Linked DNA regions of Homo sapiens: region 2 is linked to region 1. A link is an interaction called in ENCODE POLR2A ChIA-PET data of the cell type or tissue named here. Cell type or tissue: Caco-2. All regions are shown on one strand.

Evidence for each region. ChIA-PET counts read pairs that join two places held together with the same protein. Peaks named below come from ENCODE experiments on the same cell type or tissue, not always from the same donor. Only the 100,000 strongest peaks of a DNase experiment are listed, where the experiment ranks them.
Region 2: POLR2A ChIA-PET joins it to region 1 with 8 read pairs; 2 of 35 experiments call an interaction of 5 or more read pairs at or near these places.

Annotation. Positions count from the first base shown.
Region 1 is chr11:58,951,276-58,955,275 of GRCh38, reverse strand. GLYATL1 (glycine-N-acyltransferase like 1) reads right to left here. Exons shown (of 7, transcript NM_001389712.2): 5 at 380-506; 6 at 1-100. All of the region lies in intron 5 of GLYATL1-AS1 (GLYATL1 antisense RNA 1), which reads left to right. Among named protein-coding and RNA genes, the nearest start is that of GLYATL1, 14 kb to the right of the region's middle. In Caco-2, no CTCF peak of the experiment used is centred here; no DNase peak of the experiment used is centred here.
Region 2 is chr11:59,253,741-59,257,740 of GRCh38, reverse strand. It overlaps the pseudogene WARS1P1. Among named protein-coding and RNA genes, the nearest start is that of MPEG1, 43 kb to the right of the region's middle. In Caco-2, no CTCF peak of the experiment used is centred here; a DNase peak (open chromatin) is centred at 2,150.

The DNA.
Region 1 (4,000 bases):
ATATCTTCCGTAACCAAGAGGAGTGCTCTCGAATGCTCTACTTTCACTGACTTTGAAAATGTAGCCACTCTTATCCCCTCACCTAAACTTTCTTGAAGACCTGGGAAGAAAGCCAAGAAAGCAATCTTGTCAGACATGGAGTTCTCTACTTACACTGCTCCCACCTGATTAATACCTCAGTGCTTAGTAGTTCTCAAACTTGAGTTTACACCACAGTCAGATGGAGTCCTTGTCACACCACAGATTGCTCCACCTCTCCCAGTCCCCAGAGTTTCTGTGAATTTACATTTCTAATGAGCCCTCAGGTGATGCTAATGCTGTTAGTTGAAGACACAATTTGAGAAGCACAGCTGCTTGCCCATTTCTTCAGACTCGTTACCTTGGATTTGGAGTCTCTGTTTCCAGTTTACGATCTCACAATTTTTCAAAACTTCTTCTGATTTTTGAGGCTCTTTGGAGAACATACGATATACGTTTGTGTATGAATCCATGTCATCAGTCATCTCCTGTATTGGATGATATAAGATCAGGTCATTCCCTTGAACTTTTTCTTCACCTCTCACTGGTTGCAATTATCAGAAAAATGAAAGTTCAAAAGAAAATTTTAACAGTGGCCCATGATGGCTGCAGTTGGGCACATCGATAATAAAACCTAGGCCTATAAGCTACCGCTGACCTCTTACCTGTGTAACTGGAGTTTGTTAAATATTTAACACTGACAAGTATTGGTTATAAACCTCCTTATCACATGCAGAACTAAGACAGGATGAAATCAGTCACCCTCCACCAGGCCTTAAGATGCCTCACCTTTCTCCCTACCCACTCAACTGCACACATACCCTATTTTATATATAGCATCACCAAGCACCCAGCAGAATAAAAAAATGCAACAATTGCTTCTCTCCCTGCTTCTCTTACCACCTGTGCCAAACGGATACTCCTGTTATATATACTGTGCCCCAGGTAACCTACTGTGGGACACATTCTGGGTTGTACTGAGTTTGTGTTGTTAAGAGTTAAGTCCTTAAACTTGGCTCAAAATAAATTTAACTGTGATTTCTCTAATTTTTAGTGCCTACTGTTTCACCAGACACCTAGAGTCAATAGTGTCCTAGAATCTACGGTGTCCAGGGCTTGAGCAAGATACTTTAGTGAATATAAACACTAACGAGACCTTGCCTTTTCTCAAGCCTACAGGATATCAGCCTATTTGAAAAGTGACACTGGCTTTACACCCAGAAGCCCACAAAATAGAATGATGTAACTGAATTTTTTGGTAGCTCTCTGGGTAATTTATGTGGTGTTAGACTCTTGGGTTTGAAAGAAAGAGACTCGTGATCCCATTCTGGCATGACAGAAACTTCATTGGAAGATGAGGATGTTTCTCTGGGAAAATATAAACAATAAGTGTGAGCGTTTTAGCAGTGAATGTATTAATATTATGTTGGAAATTGTATTGCTAAAGAGTTAAAGAGAAAATAGTGTAATTAATTTAAAGAAACCTTCAAGAATTTCAGGGTGCTTTTATAAATGCAAGTTCCTGAATATGGTCAAACCCAAAACGTCAGTGAATTTAGAAGAGTAGATGTTTTAAAAGACCTGATTTTAAAAGAATGACCAAAAATAGCCAAGTAAATAGTCAAGGAAATATATAAAAGAATATCAAAGTAAACTAGAAAATAACAAATGGAACAATTTGTAAAAATGAAAGCTATAAATAATGAAATGGAGAACAAGACATAGTGCAAAGGATATATAAAGCCAAAAGTTCATTTTTAAATGGCAAAAACAGAGAGAGAAGAAGAAAGAGAGAGATAAACTTCTGGTAAGGCATTTATTAAAAGAAATACAAGAGAAAGAGAAAAAAGCAAAAAAAAAAAAAAAACAGACTGTAAGCTATGAGAACAGAAACAGAAGAAACAGAGAAAAGAACAAAAGACTTCTAATAGAAGACTACATACTACTCCAAGGCAAGATATTTACTGATAAAAGAAATGGATGTTATCCCTCAAGAATAAACTATCAATATTGACTTGCAAAAAAATAGAAATCCTGAACAAACTAATAGAAAATATCAGAAATGAAATTAAACATCTACCTTTTAAAAAGTAGACAAGAGTTATGGCCTCCAGCTTCAGCCATGTTGCTACAAAGGACATGATTTTATTATTTTCTATTGCTGTGTAGTATTCCATAAAAATATATGTATCAAGTTTTTTTTATCCAGTCTACCTTTGATGATCACCTGGGTTGATTCCCTGTCTTTGCTATTGTGAACTGTGTAGCAATGAACATACAAGTGCATGTGTCATGTTGGTAGAATGATTCATTTTCTTTTGGGTATTTACCTAGTAAAGACATTGCTGGATCGGATGGCAACTCTGTTTTAATTTCTGTAAGAAATTTCCAGACTACTTTCCACAGTGCAATAATCCTAAGCAAATTACTGCTGTAACAGAAAATCAAATATCACATGCTCTCACTCATAACTGGGAGCTAAGCATTGACCACACATGGGCATAAATGTAGGAACAATAGACAGTGTGGACTACCAGAGGGTGGAGTAAAAGGGGCTGGGTTAGAAAACTACCTATTGGGTACTATGCTCACTACCAGGATGATGGAATCTGTCCATACTCCAAGAATCAGCATCATGCAATCTTCCCATGTAACAAATCTGCACATGTACCCCCGTATTTAAAAAGAATGTTGAAATTAAAAAATAAAATGTAGCCAAAATCAGATTATTTTACATTTAAATTCTACATAAGCCAAAAACAAACACATGATTTTAATAGTAGACTTTGGTAACAGATGAAAAGATCCTAATGCCAAATCTGGTAAGGAAATAACAAAAAGAGAGTTATGACAACATTCCCTTATGCATGCAGATACAAAAATTATGAATAAAATATTCAGTAGCATATACAAAAAATGTGAATATGAACAGTTGGTTTTAGAAAGGCCAGGATGGCTTTGATTGGAAGGTCTTTTAGTGTAATAAATTAGAGGAGAAAAAAATTACATGAGTGTATAAATTGCCAAATAGAAAAGACAAAAATTAAATAACATAAAATTTACCCTCCATTCTAAATATAAGTTCTATGAAAGTAGGAGCAACAGGAAAATGCTCTAAACCTGCAAATACAGAATCAAATGTAATTCCAAATGTAAGCTTTTATAGCTATTTAAAATCAGGGATGAGACAAGTATAGAACTATTATTAGTTGGAATTGTTTCCTTAGGTTGCATATTATGCAATAATGCAAGAAACTAAAAACCCATACAAATACTGGCAAAGCAGCAGCAAATTACTTTGTTTGTAGATTACAGTATTACACATTTAGAAAATCCAAGAGACTTCGACAAAAAAACAAAACAAATAATGCCCCACACAAACAGGATTTTAAACAACAGTGGGACATATTTGGAAATCAAGACTACAAACACAAAGCAATAACAAAATAATAATGCTCAGAAATATAACAGGAAAATAATTTAATAATCTTAACAAATAGTATAAAATACCTAAGGGTAAACTTAATGGAAAAATCACTTAGTTTATCACAGGAAAACACTAACATTTTACCAGATGGCATAGAATGCAAACTGAAAAAAAGTGAGAAAAAGACCATATTTCTTGATGAAAAAATTTAGTGTCACAAAAATATTAATTCTTCCAAAATTGTCGAAAAATGGTCCTCCAATACCAATCACAACTCGAATAGTTATTTGGGATAGTTGGTGGGGAACTGGAAGAATTAGTTTATGTTCATATAGCTATTAAGTTTATAAGAAATAGGAAAGTAAAAAAAGATTGGTGAAGGGTGATTTGCTTTATTAGATATTAAAATTTACCACAGAAACAATGAAATAGCATGAGAAAAGACTAGAAAAAATACAGAAACAGATACAAAAATATATAACATGTTATACGACAAAATAGACATTTATATTTCAGTAGGGAATGACTTATTTAAGAAATGGTACTAACATAATT
Region 2 (4,000 bases), 300 kb before region 1:
CCTGGAAACTGGCTAGGGGCCCAAGTGTGGAAGTCAAAGGTGTGAGTGCTGTCACATTCTGGACCATAGAAAGGCCAAGGTGCACAGCCGGCAGCCCCACCATTGTTCCTTCCTGCAAAGCCTGAGCTACCATGGGGCTCACTGCAGGAGAGGCGGGGGGCAGATTAGCTTTGTGCTCCCCCATCGTCAGAGATACAGGAGACTAGAGTTGGGAAAGCCAAAGCACTAATTGAACTGAAACTTGGGAGAGGAGTTTGGGAGATCCTCCTGCCTCGGCACTTTGGGAGGCAGAGGTGGGAGGATTGATTGAGGCCAGGAGGTCAAGACCAGCCTGGGCAACTTAGTGAGACATAGTGAGCCCCTGTCTCTACAAAAACAATTAAGGAATTAGCTGGTGTGGTGACATGCACCCAAAGTCCTAGGAGAGTGAGGTGGAAGGATCACTTGAGCCCAGGAGTTCGAGGTTACAGTGTACTATGACTGTACCACTGCACTCCAGCCTGGGTTACAGGGCAAGATCCTGTTTCTAAAAAAATAAATAAATAAAAGAAAAAGGATGAGTAAGCCATCCTCAGAGGAAAGGAGATGGCAGGGAGGGCAGCTGGCTCTTTGGGACAGGTAGTGGGGTGTTAACAGGGGACAGAAAAGCAGCACCCAACCCAACTGGCTTCTGCCTTCTCCACCATGGAAAGCAGAACAAGAAGGCACGAGAATAAGGCAATAAGGGAAAGCAAAACCCACCAAAAGTGAACAGGTAGAAAGGGCCTGCAGGCAGGTCTCCGCTTAAAAACAGGCAAAGTTTAGGAGCTGAAAAATTCTAAAACTAACGAAATGACTTTTAGGAATCATTGAAGATAATCATGGCGTAATTAGGGCTAAGAGGTGGGAAAAATAAAAGTCAGCAAAGATTGGCACAATTCCTTCAACATTCTTTCAATGAGCATTTGAGAAAGCTCTAATATACAAAGATCATACAAATTTTCTTTTTTTTTTTTTTTTGAGGCAGGGTCTCTTCTCTGTCACCCAAGCTGGAGTACAGTGGTACGATCACCGCTCACTGCAGCCTTGACCTCTGGGGCTCAGGTGACTCTCCTGCCTCAGCCTCCCAAGGAGAATTCCAGAGCAGATTCTTAACTGGATAACTTGGGATCGTGTAGAAGGAGCAGACGAATGTTGGGGCAAAGGCACAGGTCTCTATCTTGGCAGGGCACTGCCCAGAAGCTAGGCAGAGAAAGCAGCAGTCATGGGAGAGGCTCAGGCAAGGCCCTGCAGGAGGGGCTGGCACCATGTAGGCTGGCTGGTGGGTGGGCCTGCGGGGCTGAAAAAAAAATAGCAAATGGATGTTTATCTTCCCTTTCCTTAAGAAAAAAATAAAAAGGAAAAGAAAAAGAAAAGAAAAAAAAAAAGAGAAGGCCTTCTCTCATCTTTAAAAGGATTAGCCCTGCTACCTCCCAGTGAGAATTAAAAATGAGATAACATAAATAAGGCACCCGGTCCAGCCCCTGGAACACAGCTGATGATCAGAAATATACAAAACTCATTTTCATTGTTTAATAATATCCACATTAATTATAACTTTAAGAACATCGTCGTGACTTTGCTTCTAGTACAGCGTTGGTAAGAAAAGCAGAAAAGGAAAAAAAAATTGTCTGGGCGTGGTGGCTCATGCCTGTAATACAAGCATTTTGAGAGGCTGAGGCGGGCGGATCACCTGAGGTCAGGAGTTCGAGATCAACCTGGTCAACATGGAGAAACCCCGTCTCTACTAAAAAATACAAAAATTAACTGGGTGCAGGGCCTGGGGGGGCATGCCTGTAATCCCAGCTACTCAGGAGGCTGAGGCAGGAGATTCACTTAAACCCAGAAGGCAGAGGTTGCAGTAAGCCAAGATCATGCCACTGCACTCCAGCCTAGATGACAGAGTGAGACTCCATCTCAAAAAAAAAAAAGAAAGAAAGAAAGAAAGAAATTCAAAATGTTAGCTAAATGAAAGGACACAAAACAAATTCATGTGATACCTGGGAATAGGGACAAGGCTGCCTTGAGTTCTGCAGGGAGCATAGTTGGGAATCCTGGACTCCTGGAATTCAGCATCGCTATGGTGGCTGGGGCCCAAAGGACTGTGCAATGGTGTGTGTTTGTGTGTGTCCCCCCGGGGCATGTTTCTACTCCCACTGGCTGTCCTGTGCCCTGGGCACTGCTCACCTTGGTCTTGATCTGCATGGCCATGTTGGTGAGGAAGATAAAAGAGCTGGGGTCACTGGCACTCATTTTGTTCTGGATGCCCTGCAGGTCAGAGAAGAAGGAAGAATGCAGCAGGACGGGTTTAGGATATCCGATCCTGGGGGCGATGTCCCTTGTCATTCTAAAGTAAAGATCCTACGGGGAGAGTAAGGATCTTCGAATTTGTAACTGCAAGACCTAATGGAGGTTTGTGGTCTTAATTCACGCTACCTGTGCAGTTCAAGGAATCTTTAGCTGATAACTTATTTTAAAGTCCCAGGTTGTAAGTTCCCTCAAATGCTAGTCAAAGCAAATGCAAATTATCTCCAAATTCTTAAAAAAGAATCTTAAACCCAGACTCAAACAATTCTCCCAAATAACCTTCTAAGGAAAGTTGGGTTATACAAATGTCCAAGTATACAAGGAAACAAGATCTTATAAATGAAAACCAAGAAGGCATGGCAATATCGGACCCATAAAGACATCAAGAAAAGCAATTGTCTTAAATCATGAAATAGATGCTACTGACATGTCAAAGAAAGAAGATGGGAGCCTGTAATCCCAACACTTTGGGAGGCTGAGGCGGGCGGATCACAAGGTCAGGAGATCAAGACCATCCTGGCTAACATGGTGATACCCCGTCTCTACTAAAAATACAAAAAAAGAAAATTAGCGAGGAGTGGTGGCATGCACCTGTGGTCCCAGCTACTCGGGAGGCTGAGGCAGGAGAATCACTTGAACCCAGGAGGCGGAGGCTGCAGTGAGCCGAGATTGTGCCACTGCACACCAGCCTGGGTGACAGAGCGAGACTCTGTTTCAAAAAAAAAAAAAAGGGAAATAAAATATGTGGTTAAAAGAACAAGAAAATAAGGTTTACTAAGGATTTCTGCATCATGCAGAATGGTGAATTATATATATCTAAATGACTCTCCTGTCTGAAACAACTGACATGCTGGATTTGAAACAAAATCATCTTAAATATGTATTTCCACTTAGTGAAAATGAGGAATAAGCTGAGCCACCAATGATGTGAAACCAGGAAACCAGGGAAGTAAACAAGGGCCAAAAAAGGCTTTCATTTTTGGGAGTCTTGCTGAAGCTGGTGACCTGGAGATCCTGCTGTGTAGACTATGTGTGTGGTGAAGGGTCAGAAGATCAAGTTCAGGGAACACTCCAGGTAATCTTGAAGACAACCTGCAGAGAAAACCCAGAGGGCTATATCTTCATTGTAAATAAGCAAGAATTCCCGTAGATTATGTTCAAGAAAATAAACAAACAAGAAAAATGTTATAGCTAAGAGAAAAAGCAAACATATAGAGTCAAGCCCCTGTAACTGAGAATCAGCAGGGAAAAAAACAGGCCATATAAACAGACGTGCAAACCCTTCAGATACTAGAATTATGAAAAGCAATAAGGCAGTTGGGGCTAGTTATGGCAAAACACAGATTGAATCTCCCCTAGAAAGAGATATGGCCTCCCCAGAGAGGGAAATACTGAGAATAGGTAAGAGATCTGGTGGCTCAGAGCATTGAAAGCTGATTAATCAAAAGAAAGAGGATGGCATATCTGTTAAATGGTATATTATTTGGCCATAAAAAAGGAATAGAGTACTGGCACATACTACATACAACATGAATGAACCTTGAAAACATCATGCTAAGTGGAAAAGCCATTCACAAAGGACCATAGGTTGTAAGATTCCATTTCAATGAAGCCTTTAGAATAGACAGATATTTCAAGACAGAAAGAGGATTAGTGGTTGCCTTGGGATACGGTT